Regions from separate parts of the Homo sapiens genome. Here all the other regions are linked to region 1. Evidence: read pairs that join two places in POLR2A ChIA-PET (ENCODE). Cell type or tissue: HepG2. All regions are shown on one strand.

Evidence for each region. Peaks named below come from ENCODE experiments on the same cell type or tissue, not always from the same donor. Only the 100,000 strongest peaks of a DNase experiment are listed, where the experiment ranks them.
Region 2: POLR2A ChIA-PET joins it to region 1 with 5 read pairs; 1 of 35 experiments calls an interaction of 5 or more read pairs at or near these places.
Region 3: POLR2A ChIA-PET joins it to region 1 with 7 read pairs; 1 of 35 experiments calls an interaction of 5 or more read pairs at or near these places.

Annotation. Positions count from the first base shown.
Region 1 is chr14:70,253,883-70,256,382 of GRCh38, reverse strand. It overlaps LOC101928046 (a long non-coding RNA gene), which reads right to left and starts at 1,564. Exons shown (of 7, transcript XR_007064236.1): 1 at 1,041-1,564; 2 at 194-618. LOC105370552 (a long non-coding RNA gene) reads left to right here. Exons shown (of 2, transcript XR_943992.1): 2 at 1-21. RefSeq lists a silencer at 1,437-1,546. In HepG2, no CTCF peak of the experiment used is centred here; DNase peaks (open chromatin) are centred at 1,032 and 1,562; H3K4me3 peaks cover 960 bases.
Region 2 is chr14:69,886,632-69,889,131 of GRCh38, reverse strand. The region is part of intron 1 of SMOC1 (SPARC related modular calcium binding 1); the gene reads right to left. Among named protein-coding and RNA genes, the nearest start is that of SMOC1, 8.5 kb to the right of the region's middle. In HepG2, a CTCF peak has its summit at 620 (motif pointing left); a DNase peak (open chromatin) is centred at 1,001; H3K4me3 peaks cover 1,617 bases.
Region 3 is chr14:70,309,794-70,312,293 of GRCh38, reverse strand. The region is part of intron 4 of LOC101928046 (a long non-coding RNA gene); the gene reads right to left. Among named protein-coding and RNA genes, the nearest start is that of COX16, 49 kb to the left of the region's middle. In HepG2, no CTCF peak of the experiment used is centred here; a DNase peak (open chromatin) is centred at 1,183.

The sequences.
Region 1 (2,500 bases):
TAAACATGCCATTTCAGATTAGGAAGAGTGAATTTTTTTCATTGACCTTTCCATATACAATCATACCACTGCAAAAGTTTTTAAAAATAAAAAGTAAAATGAATAAGAATAGTACCAAATAGGGTAGTGAAAAGGTAATAAATTCTTATTAAATATATTAATATATATTTTTAAAAGACATAGGAAAACTTACTTCATATTGTGTCCGGAATTGGTGGCTTCTTGGTCTCACTGACTTCAAGAATGAAGCCGCGAACCCTGGTGGTGAGTGTTACAGTTCTTAAAGGCGGTGTGTGCAGAGTTTGTTCCTTCTGATGTTTGGATGTGTTTGGAGTTTCTTCCTTCCGAGGTTCGGATGTGTTCGGAGTTTCTTCCTTCTGGTGGGTTCGTGGTCTCGCTGGCTCAGGAGTGAGGCTGCAGACCTTCGCGGTGAGCGTTACAGCTCTTAAGGCGGCGCATCTGGAGTTGTTCATTCCTCCTGCTGGGTTCGTGGTCTCTCTGGCTTCAGGAGTGAAGCTGCAGACCTTGCGGTGAGTGTTAACAGCTCTTAAGGCAGCGCGTCTGGAGTTGTTCGTTCCTCCTGCTGGGTTCGTGGTCTCACTGGCTTCAGGAATGAAGCTGTAAGACCTTTATGGTGAGTGTTACAGCTTATAGAGGTAGCGTGGACCCAAACAGTTAGCAGCAGCAAGATTTATTGCAGAGTAAAAGAGCAAAGCTTCCACAGTACAGAAGGAGACAGGGAAGCATTGCCACCGCCAGCTCAGGCAGCCTGCTTTTATTCTCTTATCTGGTCCCACCCACATCCTGCTGATTGGTCCATTTTACAGAGAGCTGATTGGTCTGTTTTAACAGGGTGCTGATTGGTGCTTTACAATCCCTGAGCTAGACACAAAAGTTCTCCACCTCCCCACTAGATTAGCTAGATGCAGTGTCCATTGGTGCATTCACAAACCCTGAGCTAGACACAGGGTGCTGATTGGTGTGTTTACAAAACTTGAGCTAGATACAGAGTGCTGACTGGTGTATTTACAATCCCTTACCTAGACATAAAGATACTTCAAGTCCCCACCATACTCAGGAGCCCAGCTGGCTTCACGCAGTGGATCCCGCACAGGGGCCGCAGGTGGAGCTGCCTGCCAGTCCCGCGCCATGCGCCAGCAGTCCTCAGCCTTCGGGCGGTCTATGGGACTGGGCGCCCTGGAGCAGGGGGCGGTGCTCGTCGAGGAGGCTCGGGCGGCGCAGGAGTCCACAGCAGTGGGCTGGGGGTGGCGGGGAGGGGGTGGGGGCTCAGGCATGGCGGGCGGGGAGGGGGTGGGGGCTCAGGCATGGCGGGCGGGCAGGGGGCGGGAGCTCAGGCATGGCGGGCGGCGGGCGGCGGGCGGCGGGCGGCGGGCGGCGGGCGGCGGGCGGCGGGCGGCGGGCGGCGGGCGGCGGGCGGCCAGGCATGGCTAGCTGCCCGTCCCAAACCCTGCTCGTGGAGAGGCAGCTAAGGCCCGGTGAGAAATCGAGCACAGCAGCTGCTGGCCCAGGTGCTAAGCTCCTCACTGCCCTGGGCTTGTGGGCTGGCCGGCCGCCAGCGGGGCCTGCCGAGCCCACGCCTACCCGGAACTCGCACTGGCCGGCAAACGCCGCGCACAGCCCCGGTTCCTGCCCGCGCCTCTCCCTCCACACCTCCCCGCAAGCTGAGCGAGCCGGCTCCGGCCTTGGCCAGCCCAGAAGGGGGCTACCACAGTGCAGTGGTGGGCTGAAGGGCTCCTCAAGCGTGGGCAGAGTGGGCGCCAAGGCCGAGGAAGCACCGAGAGCAAGGGCTGTGAGGCTGCCAGCATGCTGTCACCTCTCTATATTGGCCTATCATATAAATAAATCACAACATTACAGTTTCTGTTCTTGAGTTTTAACTTCCACAAATTTGTCCATGACTTCAACAAAATTGATCTTCACATACCTGTGCTTGAAGGAGCGCTCGCAGGAAAATAATTTATCCATTAATTTTTTATTTATTTTAACTTAAAAAGTTTTGCTAACATGAAGATTGAAGATAATAAAACGGTTAAGAAAAGCTTTAAACAAAGGATAAGCAGACATTCATAAGAATCTAATTTCACAATAAAAATGAAAAATTTCAAACTGTCCATGTCTTTATTTTTTCGGTATCAACTCTACCAGTTTTGAAATATGTCTATAATCTAAAATTCTAAACACGAATAAAAATTTTATCACAAAGAATGACAGAATTGAAGTAACTCAAGTTTTATTTCTTTGTCTTTATAATCATTGTGCTACAATTGTTTTTTATTTTTTATTTTTATTTATTTTTTAAATTTTATTTTATTATTATACTTTAAGTTCTGAGATACATGTGCAGAATGTGCAGGTTTGTTACATGGGTATACATGTGCCATGGTGGTTTGCTGCACCCATCAACCCATCATCTACGTTAGGTATTTCTCCTAATGCTATCCCTCCCCTAGCCCCCAACCCCCTGACAGGTCCTGTTGTA
Region 2 (2,500 bases), 370 kb after region 1:
GCTATTAACATTCATATTTACATTAATTTAATTTAATTTAAAATTCAGGTCCTCAGTGTACTAACCACATTTCAAATATTCAATAGCCACATGTGGCTAATATTGGACAGTGCAGTTATAAAACATGTCCATCCTTGTGGAAAGTTCTGTGGATGAAGAGAAGTCACTGGCATCATCGTTTTTAAGCAGGTCACTGGCACTTTGGAAGGAGGAAGTGAAGGAGTAATACACGTCCTTTTATAACACTCCCTATCTCACTCTTTTATTTGTTATCTACAATGTGTCCTCTCCCCAGGGGTTTGGCAGAAGTTTCAAGAATAAATGCATAATGAACATCCATAAAAATTATTTAAAACTCCCAGCACTGCCTTAGAATGCATATCTAGTTCTAAAAATAAACCACTCTGGGAAGCAGGTCCAATTTTTCTCCACTGTCAATACTTTAAAAGAAAAAAAAAAGGCTTTCAGCCCTTATCTTATAGAATCCAATCAACACCGTAGTGTAAAATAGATTTTAAGGAGGCGAGGCGTAGTTGTTCAAACCTCTAGATAATTTGTCAGGTTTCAAAACACATTATGCCTGACCTCATGGAACTTTGCTCAGTCCCAGTGCTCCCTGGTGGTGGGAAAGGCTCTACTGAGATGAGAGCTACCTTTCCTGTCTTAGAGAGGCTGCCCCATTCTGACTCAAAAAAAGGATGCTGAAATCAACCAAGGTGACGTCCAGGAAGTATGCAGAGCTCCATACCTAACAAGCTTAGATGTGGCCAAAGGTAAGATTATTTTGTGATCTAGCAACTGAATTCCGAATGATGTTGGATGCAAAAGAAAACCCTATAGTCACCTATGTTGCTTTGGGGTCTTCATGGGGACAGTTGGAAGTGATTCATGGCAATCCAATCTCTGAACCTCTCAGTGACTCATGACCCATGCAGAGCACATACTGTACAAATCTAACCCTGTTTGGCGGCCTCACAAGCAGCTCCGATTTATTTCTCATCCGCAACTCAACCTTTGTCCTCCCCAAACATGGAAGGAGGGGGCCCTCCACACTGACATCCTCTACCACTAGCAGCAATACCAGGACTTGGCTGCCTAAACAATAAATCTCTATGTGGCCCAGAGAGAAAGGGTGCCCTGTACCTGCTAAGCAGGACCATGCATCCCACCCCCAGCTCCTGCAAAAGGCGGTGAGGGGAGGTTGGAATAAAGACAGGCATCAAACTAGAAACAGGCCTTCCCCTAGTCCAGACACTACCTCCACCCACAGGCCCCACTGGCAAATAAAGTTTCTGACCCATGCATCAGCTCATGAACACTTCCACTCTGCAGGGTGAATCACCCTGAGCAAGGAAAAGGGAAGACTGCCCACTGCCAGCTTAGCTTTACAAATGAGCCCTTAGGCCACCTGATGCAGACGTTTATGCCAGGGCCTGGGTCTGCTCTGGGTCTAGAAGCCAAAATCACTCCCCAGTGGGGTTATTTTAGATAGAGCCACATGCACATCTTGAAAGGTGGGGAGGAAGCAGAAGGTGGCAAGAAAGGAGTCCCTTACTCTGGGACTTTTTGTTTGACCTCACATGCAAAGAATTGAATTAATTTTAATCTTTGGCTCATGATACACTCAGCATTGGTTTATGCAGGGCTCACTTTTTTATCAGCTATTAGATCTTGAATAATGGACAAATGCCTTTAGCCCATCCTCCCTCTCCCCCAAAAAGGTAGAGTATCAACACCAACCCACACCAACCATATGGTTTTACCCATCCTATCCCCCTGCCTCACCCTAACTTCACCCTGAATCTGTATCCATCATTACTTTACTATGCTTTTCATAGCATTTTGTTGTAGCTGTATGTAGTCCTAAAAACTTTTTTTTAATTTTAGTTATTTATAAGTTACTGTATCTTTTGGTAATTTTCTTTCACTTAATATCATATTGCCAAGATTTATCCATATTTTTGCATGTCACTGTTGTTCACTTGTTTTGGCTGAGTATAATTTTACACTGTGAATTCATCACAGTTTACTCATCTGCCCTCCCACTGATGAGCATCTGGGCTCTTTCCAGGCATGTGATATTATAAACATAGTTGCACAGGACATGAGTTTCTCCTGGGCACATAGAGCCGGAGTGGAATTGCTGGGCCATAAGAAATGTGAATACTCAACTTCAGAAGATAATTAGATCATATCAATTCTTTTCTATTTTGATTGCATTTCCTAGAGATTCTAAGATGATTGTTTCCTCTTCCTGTCCTTTTGTTTCTATAAATTTCACATGTCAGCTCTACCAAAATGTTTAAATCTGGTCCTTGGCCTAACACTTCAGTAGCACTTCAGCTAAATCCCCCCATATGGAAAAGAAGGATTCTTGTCAGGGGCACAGATAATAGGAAAAGCATCTAAGCAGACACAAGGACCCACCCTGGACCAGATGCTGGGATGGGCTAGTCAAATGGAAGGAAACAGTTTAGAAGCTGTTTCACTCTTGGCAAAT
Region 3 (2,500 bases), 56 kb before region 1:
TCACACAATAATTTAACATAACAATTATAATTATTACTGATAACATACACTAAGTCATATCAGAATTATAGGAGTTTCCCATAATTTTGGAACACATACCAGCAACATATTTATACAAATACGGCCCAAAGAAAAACCAAATACCATTTCATATTTGACAATGCTTCCTGTATAATTTCTATATCAAATAAGCCAAACATGTCATTTTTTGACTTTAGGGATCCTATTAATAATATCTTAAAGGATTAATTAGGTCAGAAATGACATAATGTATAATTTGATTTTGGAAAGTTTGTCAAATATCAAAGGTTTAAAATACTTGATACCAGGCCAGGCATGGTGGCTCATTCCTGTAATCCCAGCACTTTGGGAGGCCAAGGTGAGTGGATCACCTGAGGTCAGGAGTTTGAGACCAGCCTGGCTAATATGGTGAAACCCCATCTCCACTAAAAATACAAAAAATTAGCCAGGTGTGGTGGTGCACTTCTGTAGTCCCAGCTACTTGGAAGGCTGAGGCAGGAGAATTGCTTGAACACAGGAGGCAGAGGTTGCAGTGAGCTGAGATCATGCCATTGCACTCCAACCTGGGCAACAGAGCGAGACTCCATTTTAAAAAGTAATAATAATAATAATAATAATAAATAAATAAAACACTTGATATCACAAAATGGGATTACAGGCCATTGTAAAGTAAGTCATTCATTTAACCAAAGTGATAACTCAAGGATTTCAAAAAAGAGAAAACCTTCATTCTTTGAGAGAGAAGACTTAATTTTCCAAATAATAAGCCCTAATAAAAATAGCATGAAGCCAATTAAATTTGTTTTTCAAATTTTACCCATATGCTAGTCTTGCAGAGGTGTGACTTTGACATTAATGGTTAATTTGTAGAGAAACTGAACTTATTTTATCTCTTAAAATCGGCCCTCACAATCTCACATGCCCACCTCTTCCACAATAGTCCCTGGGCCTTGTGGAGTTGAACGGCTTTAATTTCTGGGCCTGTGTCTCAAGAAGGTAGTTTATTTTGATTGGCATCTTCTATGGGGCCTGAAGATGAGGCTTTAATTGCTGTCAGTGTTTAAGAGTTAGAAAGGGATGGCCGAATAGGAACTGCTCCAGTCTACAGCTCCCAGTGTGAGTGACACAGAAGATGGGTATTTCTGCATTTCCAACTGAGGTACAAGGTTCATCTCACTGGGACTTGTTGGACAGTGGGTGCAGCCCATGTGAGTGTGAGTCAAAGAAGGGCGGGGTATCGCCTCACCCTGGAAGCACAAGGGTTCGGAGAATTCCCTTTCCTAGCAAAGGGAAGCCGTGACAGACGGTACCTGGAAAATCGGGACACTCCCACCCTAATACTGCGCTTTTCCAATGGTCTTAGCAAACGGCACACCAGGAGATTATATCCCATGCCTGGCTGGGAGGGTCCCATGCCCATGGAGCCTTGCTCACTGCTAACACAGCAGTCTGAGATTGAACTGCAAGGTGGCAGTGAGGCTGAGGGAGGGGCGTCTGCAATTGCTGAGGCTTGACTAGGTAAACAAAGCGGCCGGGAAGCTTGAACTGGGTGGAGCCCACTGCAGCTCTAGGAGGCCTGCCTGCCTCTGTAGACTCCACCTCTGGGGTCAGGGCACAGCTGAACAAAAGGCAGCAGAAACTTCTGCAGACTTAAACGTCCCTGTCTGACAGCTTTGAAGAGAGTAGTGGTTCTCCCAGCACGGAGTTTGAGATTTGAGAACTGACAGACTGCCTCCTCAAGTGGGTCCCTGACCCCCGAATAGCCTAACTGGGAGACAACTCCCAGTAGGGGCCGACTGACACCTCATACAGCCGGGTGCCCCTCTGAGACGAAGCTTCTAGAGGAAGGATCAGGCAGCAACATTTGCTGTTCTGCAATATTTGCTGTTCTGCAGCCTCCGCTAGTGATACCCCAGCAAACAGGGTCTGGAGAGGACCTCCAGCAAACTCCAACAGACCTGCAGCTGAGGGTCCTGACTGTTAGAAGGAAAACTAACAAACAGAAAGGAATAGGATCAACATCAATAAAAAGGACATCCACACCAAAACCCCATCTGTAGGTCACCATCATCAAAGACCAAAGGTAGATAAAACCACAAAGATGGGGAGAAACCAGAGCAGAAAAGCTGAAAATTCTAAAAGTCAGAGCACCTCTTCTCCTCCAAAAGAATGCAGCTCCTCACCAGCAATGGAACAAAGCTGGACGGAGAATGACTTTGACAAGTTGACAGAAGTAGGCTTCAAAAGATCAGTAAGTAAAACAAACTTCTCTGAGCTAAAGGAGGATGTTCAAACCCATCGCAAAGAAGCTAAAAACATTGAAAAAAGATTAGACAAATGGATAACTAGAATAAACAGCGTAGCGAAGACCTTAAATGACCTGATGGAGCTGAAAACCATGGCACAAGAACTACATGATGCACGCATAAGCTTCAGCAGCCGATTTGATCAAATGGAAGAAAGGGTATCAGTGACTGAA